3 separate regions of the Homo sapiens genome follow, and all the other regions are linked to region 3. Evidence: chromatin loops called from intact Hi-C (ENCODE). Cell type or tissue: endothelial cell of umbilical vein. All regions are shown on one strand. Region 1 has its middle 33 kb from the start of NCR2. Region 2 has its middle 25 kb from the start of CCND3. Region 3 has its middle 5.8 kb from the start of TAF8.

Region 1 (2,500 bases), 680 kb before region 3:
CTCTCTTCCAGGACACCTGCTGTCTCTAGAAGGAGCATCCCTCTGGAGAAGGAAGGAGAGAAGGCAGAAAGTGGCCGCAGCCTAGTGGGAAGGAGACCAGTGACAGCTGCATCCCAGCCCACTAGGGAGCAGCAGAGGATGGAGAATGGTTCTCAGCTCTGCACTGGAGTGGGTGGAATCTCAGGCAGGAGAAGGGGAGGGGCTCTGCCCAGAGACCTTTCCCCAGCCTGACCACTGCAGGTGCAAAAGCAGCTTGAGCATTTCCAATGCCTGATAAAGAGGGAGCCCAGCTGGGCTCAGTGGCTCAAGCCACTAATCCTGGCACTTTGGGAGGCTGAGACTGGAGAATTGCTTAAGGCCAGGAATTAGGATTCAAGACCAGCCCAAGCAACATAGCGAGATTCCATCTCTACAGAGATTTTGAAAATTAGCTGGGTATGGTGGTGCACACCTGTAGTCCTACTTAGAAGGATGAGGTGGGACCATCACTTGAACCCAGGAGTTTGAGGCTTCAATGAGCCATGATTGTGTCACTGCACTCCTCTAAATTAATTAATGAAAATGAAACACGAAGGAAAGAGCCCTATGCCAAGCAGAGGTCTCCTGACCTTGGGATTAAAGATGGAGAAGAACTGAGGTCGACTCAGTGTGGTCACCCATTCCATGCTCTTCGTTTGTTCTGTCTGAGTATCTGAGGTCGCAGGAGTGCCCCACTCAGAACAAAGCACCTTGTTCTTCACCTTCAGGGATAAGATTGCTCAAGGAGCCTGAATCCCAGAGAAAGGACAGAGACCTCTAACTCCCCATCCATGCAACATGCATGATAGAGTTTCCCAGCTGTCCCTGAACCGGTCTCAACCTGCAGGCCCATGAACCCATCTGAAATGGGCTCAAATGGAGAATGAGAAAGGACCTTGGAACATTCCCAGAGACTAATTTGGGAGCTCAGTACATCAGCTAAAGGTATTTTCTAGATGATTCTTCAGAGCCAAGGAGAGGGAGAGCTCCTGGCCTAGGATGGAAGCCAATATTTTACTCTTCTCACACTCTGTGCACCAAGAGATGGTGTGAATGTGAGAGAATCACTCTGCAATTTTACTAGCTCTATGTTCTTAATCGAAGTGCATTGCCTCTCTTAGCCCCAATTTCCTTATCTGGATAGTATGGGAAATGACAGTTCTCTCTTCTGGAGTTACTCTATTGATTAAATAAAGTAAGTGAGACGCCGTGCAAAACACCTGGCACCTGCCAGGCAATCCGTAAGCCTTTTCCTGCGCCCCCTGTCGGCGCTGGAAAAGTTCTGTATCTTGTATCAACCCCGGCTGCAGTATCCTTCATAACCACCAGGAGGCGGTGTGGGACCACGGAGCCTGCTTTGCCCACAACTAGACTCACTGGGGGAAAGGAGAGAATTCCTCCGCCTAAGGAGCAGCGGAATTGGAGCGCCAGAATTGGAGCGCCAGAGAGACACCGGATCTTACCTTCTTGCGCTGGAGTTGCCCACGCTGTCTCCATAGCACGAAAAAGAACCAGGGTAGGCATAGCAAAGGCAACAGGTGGGACGGGGAGCCAGGGAGTGGAAACGCCGGAGGTCCTCAGGCTGGGGATCCCGGAGTCCTCGCTCAGATTCCGATTCCGGAGAAGGCCAATTCCGGGACCCTATCCATGTCCCATTCCGGGCACCTTCCTCAAAAGTAGGGGTGGGAGGGGCATAAGCCGGTCAAGTATTTCCCGGGCCTTCCGGAGCAATCTTGCCTAAGCGTTCATATTTAACGCATTGGACTGGGAAACATTTGGAGATCATTGATTAAGAAATACTCAAACCTGGGCCGGGCGCGGTGGCTCACGCCTGTAAATCCCAGCACTTTGGGAGGCCCAGGCGGGCGGATCACCTGAGGTCAGGAGTACAAGACCAGCTTGGACAACATGGTGAAACCCTGTCTCTACTAAAAATACAAAAATCAGCCCACCGTGGTGGTGGGTGCCTGTAGTCCCAGCTACTCGGGAGGCTGAGGCAGGAGAATCGCTTGAACCCGGAAGGCGGAGGTTGCAGGGAGCCGAGATTGTGCCACTGCACTCCAGCCTGGGCGACAGAGCAAGACTCCGTCTCAAAAATAAAAAAATATATATACTCAAACCTGAAACCCATGGATAAATTAAATTCTCTAGTCTTTGTTTATCGTTTTTGAAAACAAAAATTGCATTTTTTGACAGGGTTTTACCATTGCCCAGGCTGAATGCAGTGGCACAATCACAGGTCACTGCAGCCTTGACCTCCTGGGCTCAAGCGATCCTCCCACCTGAGCCTCCTCAGTATAGCTAGGACTACAGATGCGCACCACCATGACTGCTAACCTTTTAGTTTTTGTAAAGATGGGATTTCCTTAGATTGCCCAGGCTGGTGATCCTCCCACCTCGGCCACCCAAAGTGCTGGGTTTACAGGCATGAACCACCACACTTGACCCACATCGTTCTCTTTTTAAAAAAATATTCCAGCCC
Region 2 (2,500 bases), 78 kb before region 3:
CTCACAAAGTATCAGACTAACTGGCCCAAGCGCCCTCCCACCCCAAAGGACACATTCTTCCTTTTGATATGTTAATCGATGCCGTAGGGTTAAGGTCGAACTTTCACTAGCTCGGAGCCTTTGTGTCTCTTTAAATCCGCTTGCATATCTTTGTCTGACCCATTATGTACAGATTTTACAGTTTACATCTGAGTTAATTATCTTAATTTAAATTTCTGGGAAGATTCTTCCAGGCTGACCTCCTGCTGTATGGGATATGGCAAAATAACTTAGGCCTTTAGACTGAGAGCTTAATTAAAATATGGGCTGTGCTGTGTGACCTTGGCCAAATTACTTAAACCTCAGTGTTCCTGCCTGTAAAATGGGGATAATATAAATTGCATTTAGGGATGGTTATGAGAATAAGAGAAAATACCTAAGATGTCCAGTTTATAGTATGTGCTGTTATTATTATGTTTAGTGCTTGGCTTCAGGTCCTGATCACCTGGTAAGCTTGTTAATTCTGATGGCCACCTTCTGGGCAACACAGAGATATCCGAGCTCCACAAAAACTAAAATCAGCCAGATATGGTGGTGCATGCCTGTAGTCCCAGTTATAGGCTGAGGTGGGAGGATCCCTGGAGCCCAGGAGGTCGAGGCTGCAATGAGCCATAATTGCCACCACTACACTCTAGCCTGGGCGACAGTGAAACCCTGTCTCAAAAAAAAAAGAGAATTCTGATGGCCCTGTTATACTCCCAGAACTGAAAATCAGAATCTTAGGCATGGAGCCCAGGTTCTATATGTTTATCTCCAGGTGATTCCGAAACACATCCAGGGCTGAGAACCACAAGCACACCCTCCCCTCCCCACCGAACCAGGAATTATGTTCTCCTTCTGTTGTCTGTATATCTCCATACAGAATTTACCACAGTCTATCAGTAAACTGTCTCTTAGTTAGGCAGGTCTGTCTATCCCATAGCTAGAAATTCTGAGGGTCAGCTCCCTTCTAGACTGGATGTGGTTATTCCCAAATCAACCATCTACTGAGTCATGCCTCTTCATCCATTACAATAATCTCATTTTAGAGGGGAACCCAAGCTTTTTGATTTATTAATTTATTCACTCATTTGCAGTTGACCCCTTAAGCCCTCTACAGCATGAATAATTGAGAATTCACACAAATTCTGGGGTGAGACTAGAACAAATGGAAAGAGAAGTTTAACACAAGTTGACGCAAGTCTCTAGGTATTAATAACTGCTCCATAATTAATAATAATATAACAATAGTTATATAGCATGCTTTGTGTCAGGCCTTGTTTTAAGTGCCGGCTAACCATAGGTCGAAGGCTTCCTGGATTCCCTAGCAGAGGAATGAATGACATGAAAGGAAATTCCTCTAGGAAAAAAACAAAACAAAACATTTTTGAGGTTTTCTTTGTCTCACCTCTGGTTTCAGACCCATGGTTCCTTTGCTGAGTCATGGAGAACGGCATTTTGAAAGGGGGAAGGCGGAGGAGTGTCACCTTCCTATTCCCAGGGCAGCAGAGTCACCAAGGCTAGACAGCCACATTTTCATCCTACCCTAAGTCTCTTCAATGAATACATAATAATATTAATGAATGCTTGAATGAAAAATTAATAAGTAATTCAACAAGCACTTACTGATTCCCTCTGAAAGATTTGGAATCAAATATCCCTGGATTTGATTCCTACCTCTGTCACTTATGACACTGGGCAAGTGACTAAGCCTCGATTTCTTCATCTATAAAAGGAGCTGGGCCAGGACATATCAGCAAGTTCCTTCTCAACTCTCTAGTCCAGGCTTCTTAGACAATAACCTGCACATGAATCATTTGGAACTTTGGTAAATGCAGATGCTAATTCAACGCTTCCGGGTAGAGCCCGGGAATCTGCATTTCTATCCATCTCCCGCAGCAGCTGCTGGGACACACCTTGAGTAGTGAAGATCACACTTGGAGTCCACACTGAGGCAATTTTTAGCTGTTCTCACTCACAGACTTTCTTATCCATTGTATCAATTTTAGTGCGTCAAAGTGACTTGCAGAACCTGTTAACTATGCAGCTGCGTGATTCTTTCCCCAGTCCCCAGAATCAAAGTCTCAGACACACCCTGGTGGTTCTAACCCCCACTAATGTCCACATCCTTCAAGGTGGTTATTTATTTGCCTTCTCCAGCCTTCCCTTGAGTAGGCCAAATCATTCTAAATGCTTCAAATGTTTTTGCACCCAGGATTTTGTAATAAATTCCCTTTAAAAGGTCAGACATTTATGAGAAGGGAGTTTAATTATTAGTCTTTTCTGAATGTAAACCATCTTCATTCCAACTAAAGTGGTAGGAGAGGAGAAGCAGTATGGGGAAAGAGTAGAATTTCCTGCTGATTTGACACAAAATGCTGATATCAATGAAGATAACATTTAGCTAACAGCAAATGGGGTATAAAGTGTCATCAATTCAATGAATCACTGTGCACTGGAAAAAAATGCCCTAAAATCTCAC
Region 3 (2,500 bases):
CAGGAGAATCACTTGAATCTGGGAGGCGGAGGTTGCAGTGGGCCAAGATCGTGCCAATGCACTCCAGCCGGGGCGACAGAGTGAGACTCCATTTCAACAAAATAATAAAAAATTAGCTGAGCATGGTGGCGCCACGCGTGTTGTCCCAGCTACTCAGGAGGCTGAGATGGGGAGATCAACTCTGCCTGGGAAGTCGAGGCTGCAGTGAGCCGAGATCACGCCACTGCACTCCAGCCTGGGCGACAGAGTGAGACCCTGTCTCAAAAAAATCAGGGTGTCCTTGCTCATTCTGGGCTCTGCCTCTGTGTCCCTGGAGGCCCAGTGGCTCTGTGCCTCTCTAAAGGTCTGAGGGGGCAGCAAGCAGATCTGGGCCAACGACGGAGGTACCAGCAACCGTCTCCTTCCAGAGATAACCCCTCAGCCCTCACCTCAGGAACGACTGTCCTGGGGAATTTCACCCAGGGTGGGAGAACTGGTCAGGCCACTGAGTGCAAATAGTTTCAGAGAGGTGGGGCTCCTGAGGCCCCTTCCGGGAGATGACACAGGTGTCATGCCCTCTGAAGGGCATAAAAGGCCATGCCACATTAGCTACCCTGCTGGCTCGCAGGGCCGTCGGTCCTGCCCTCTGCTCTGGGCACACGGGTCCCTCTCTCTCAAAGGGAAAGGACAGTCAGGAAGGGGAAAGAGAAGATGTGGAAGAAATCCCTGACCTGGGGACGGGTGTATGCCGCAGAGGCGGAGGCCTGCACGTTCTGGCCGGAGCCTGGACAAGACAGAAGAGCACCTTTTACGGGGGCTTTGCTGGATCAAAAGCAGTTCTCTGGGCCCCGGTGTGTAAACAGCTGGTGATGGGCTGGGAGCAGAGGCTCCCTGAAACCAGTCAGCGCCTGAAGAACCCGGCAACACTCTTCATTCACCCAATCCAGTCACCCCAAGGTGACACACGGGGCAACAGCTCCACCTGGTGGACGATCAGGGACTACCACGGGCCAGGGAGTATGGGAGAGCAAAGAATGACATAGAAGAGGAAAGCAGGGGGAAAATCACATCAGGGGTTTACAGGCGAAGGGGCTTTGAGGTCGTCTTGCTGGCAGAGGCCCCTCTTATAGCATGAGCTCTAAGCCCCATTTGTTAGAAAGTTCTACGTTTTTTGAAAATCTGCCTCCACTAGTCCCACTAACCCCCTACTTCAAGGTTTGCCAGGGCAAACTTTTAAATATTTGCATACAGCTATAGTATTCCTCCTAAATCTTCCCCTTTGCTGCAATCTTCCAGAATTTGACCTGACCTCTCACCTCCTGCATCTTTTTTTAACTTGGCTATCTTTTCTTTCTTTTCTTTCTTTCCTTTTATTTATTTATTTATTTATTTGAGACGGAGTCTCACTCTGTTGCCCAGGCTGGAGTGCGATGGCGTGATCTTGGCTCACTGCAACCTCCGCCTCCCGGGTTCAAGTGATTCTCCCACCTCAGCCTCCTGAGTAGGTGGGATTACAGGCCCGTGCGACCACGCCCGGCTAACGTTTTTTTTTTTTTTTTTTTTGTATTTTTAGTAGAGATGAGGTTTCACCATGTTGGTCAGGCTGGTCTCGAACTGCTGACCTCGTGATCCGCCCACCTTGGCCTCCCAAAGTGCTGGGATTACAGGCGTGAGCCACTGTGCCCAGTGGCTATCCTTTCTTAAATACATTAACTTCCAAGGAATCCCTTCCAATTCTATCCCTCTCCCATACTAGCAGCAGCATTTAAAAAAATCCCTTTATATTTCAGCCTCCCTGTCTCAGTGTTTGATATATTAGGAAAGTCAATGCTCAGACTGAGAGTTAATTCACGAGTAAAGAGCCTAGACTTTGAAATCAGATAGATCCTCGTTCAATTCCAAGCTCTGCCACTTACTAGCTAAATTACTTTGAGCAAGTTTGCCTTTCTGAGCCTCAGTTTCCTATCTGTAAATTGGAGATAGAGGTGTTTACTACCTAGAGTTGTGGTGAATAAATATTAAATGAGACAGTACAAGTAAAAACTTAGGGACAGCTCCCGCAACACCATTCAGCTCCTAAGTGGCAATTACAGCCACATTCCTCTGAGTTTAAAGGTTGTAGGAAATGCTTTGGGGAAGAGAAAAGTGAAGGGGCCAAAGAAGAGACTTTCTGGAATTAGCCTTTCTCAACCTGCACGAATCCCAGGGGAATTCCAACAGATGGGTAACTTGTTCCAATGCCATTTCTAGCAGTGTCTGTTGCCACCCCTAGAAAGGGGCAGGCCTTGACAGCTCTTTGAAACTTGAGGATTTAAAATTTAAATGTCTTTGAGAGCAAGATAAACACATCTACTGCTCAGCAGGGAAAGGGAAACTTGGCAGGGGCCCCAGAACTTTCCCCACCCCCAGCCCTCCCTAAACTTCCTCTTGTGGTTTTTCAAGAGTACAACCTGTTCTCCACAGCCAAGCCAGTGCCTGGGGCAGGGGGCCAGGGCGTGCCAAGGGCTCCGCTGCACCCCAC

Evidence for each region. Peaks named below come from ENCODE experiments on the same cell type or tissue, not always from the same donor. Only the 100,000 strongest peaks of a DNase experiment are listed, where the experiment ranks them.
Region 1: it touches region 3 in a loop (7-fold over the local background); 13 of 110 quality-filtered maps call a loop at or near these places.
Region 2: a loop joins it to region 3, with 4 times the contacts of the local background. A loop is called at or near these places in 2 of 110 quality-filtered maps.

Annotation. Positions count from the first base shown.
Region 1 is chr6:41,367,740-41,370,239 of GRCh38, forward strand. No RefSeq gene overlaps it. Among named protein-coding and RNA genes, the nearest start is that of NCR2, 33 kb to the left of the region's middle. RefSeq lists an enhancer at 1,720-2,220. In endothelial cell of umbilical vein, CTCF peaks have their summits at 119 (motif pointing right) and 1,332 (motif pointing right); DNase peaks (open chromatin) are centred at 142 and 1,362; H3K27me3 peaks cover 467 bases.
Region 2 is chr6:41,965,719-41,968,218 of GRCh38, forward strand. It overlaps a transcript of CCND3 not described here. Among named protein-coding and RNA genes, the nearest start is that of CCND3, 25 kb to the left of the region's middle. In endothelial cell of umbilical vein, no CTCF peak of the experiment used is centred here; a DNase peak (open chromatin) is centred at 1,443; H3K27ac peaks cover 2,355 bases.
Region 3 is chr6:42,043,436-42,045,935 of GRCh38, forward strand. It overlaps a transcript of CCND3 not described here. Among named protein-coding and RNA genes, the nearest start is that of TAF8, 5.8 kb to the right of the region's middle. RefSeq lists enhancers at 23-523, 1,235-1,284, 1,877-2,467, 2,292-2,441, 2,468-2,500. In endothelial cell of umbilical vein, a CTCF peak has its summit at 970 (motif pointing left); DNase peaks (open chromatin) are centred at 946 and 2,376; H3K27ac peaks cover 777 bases.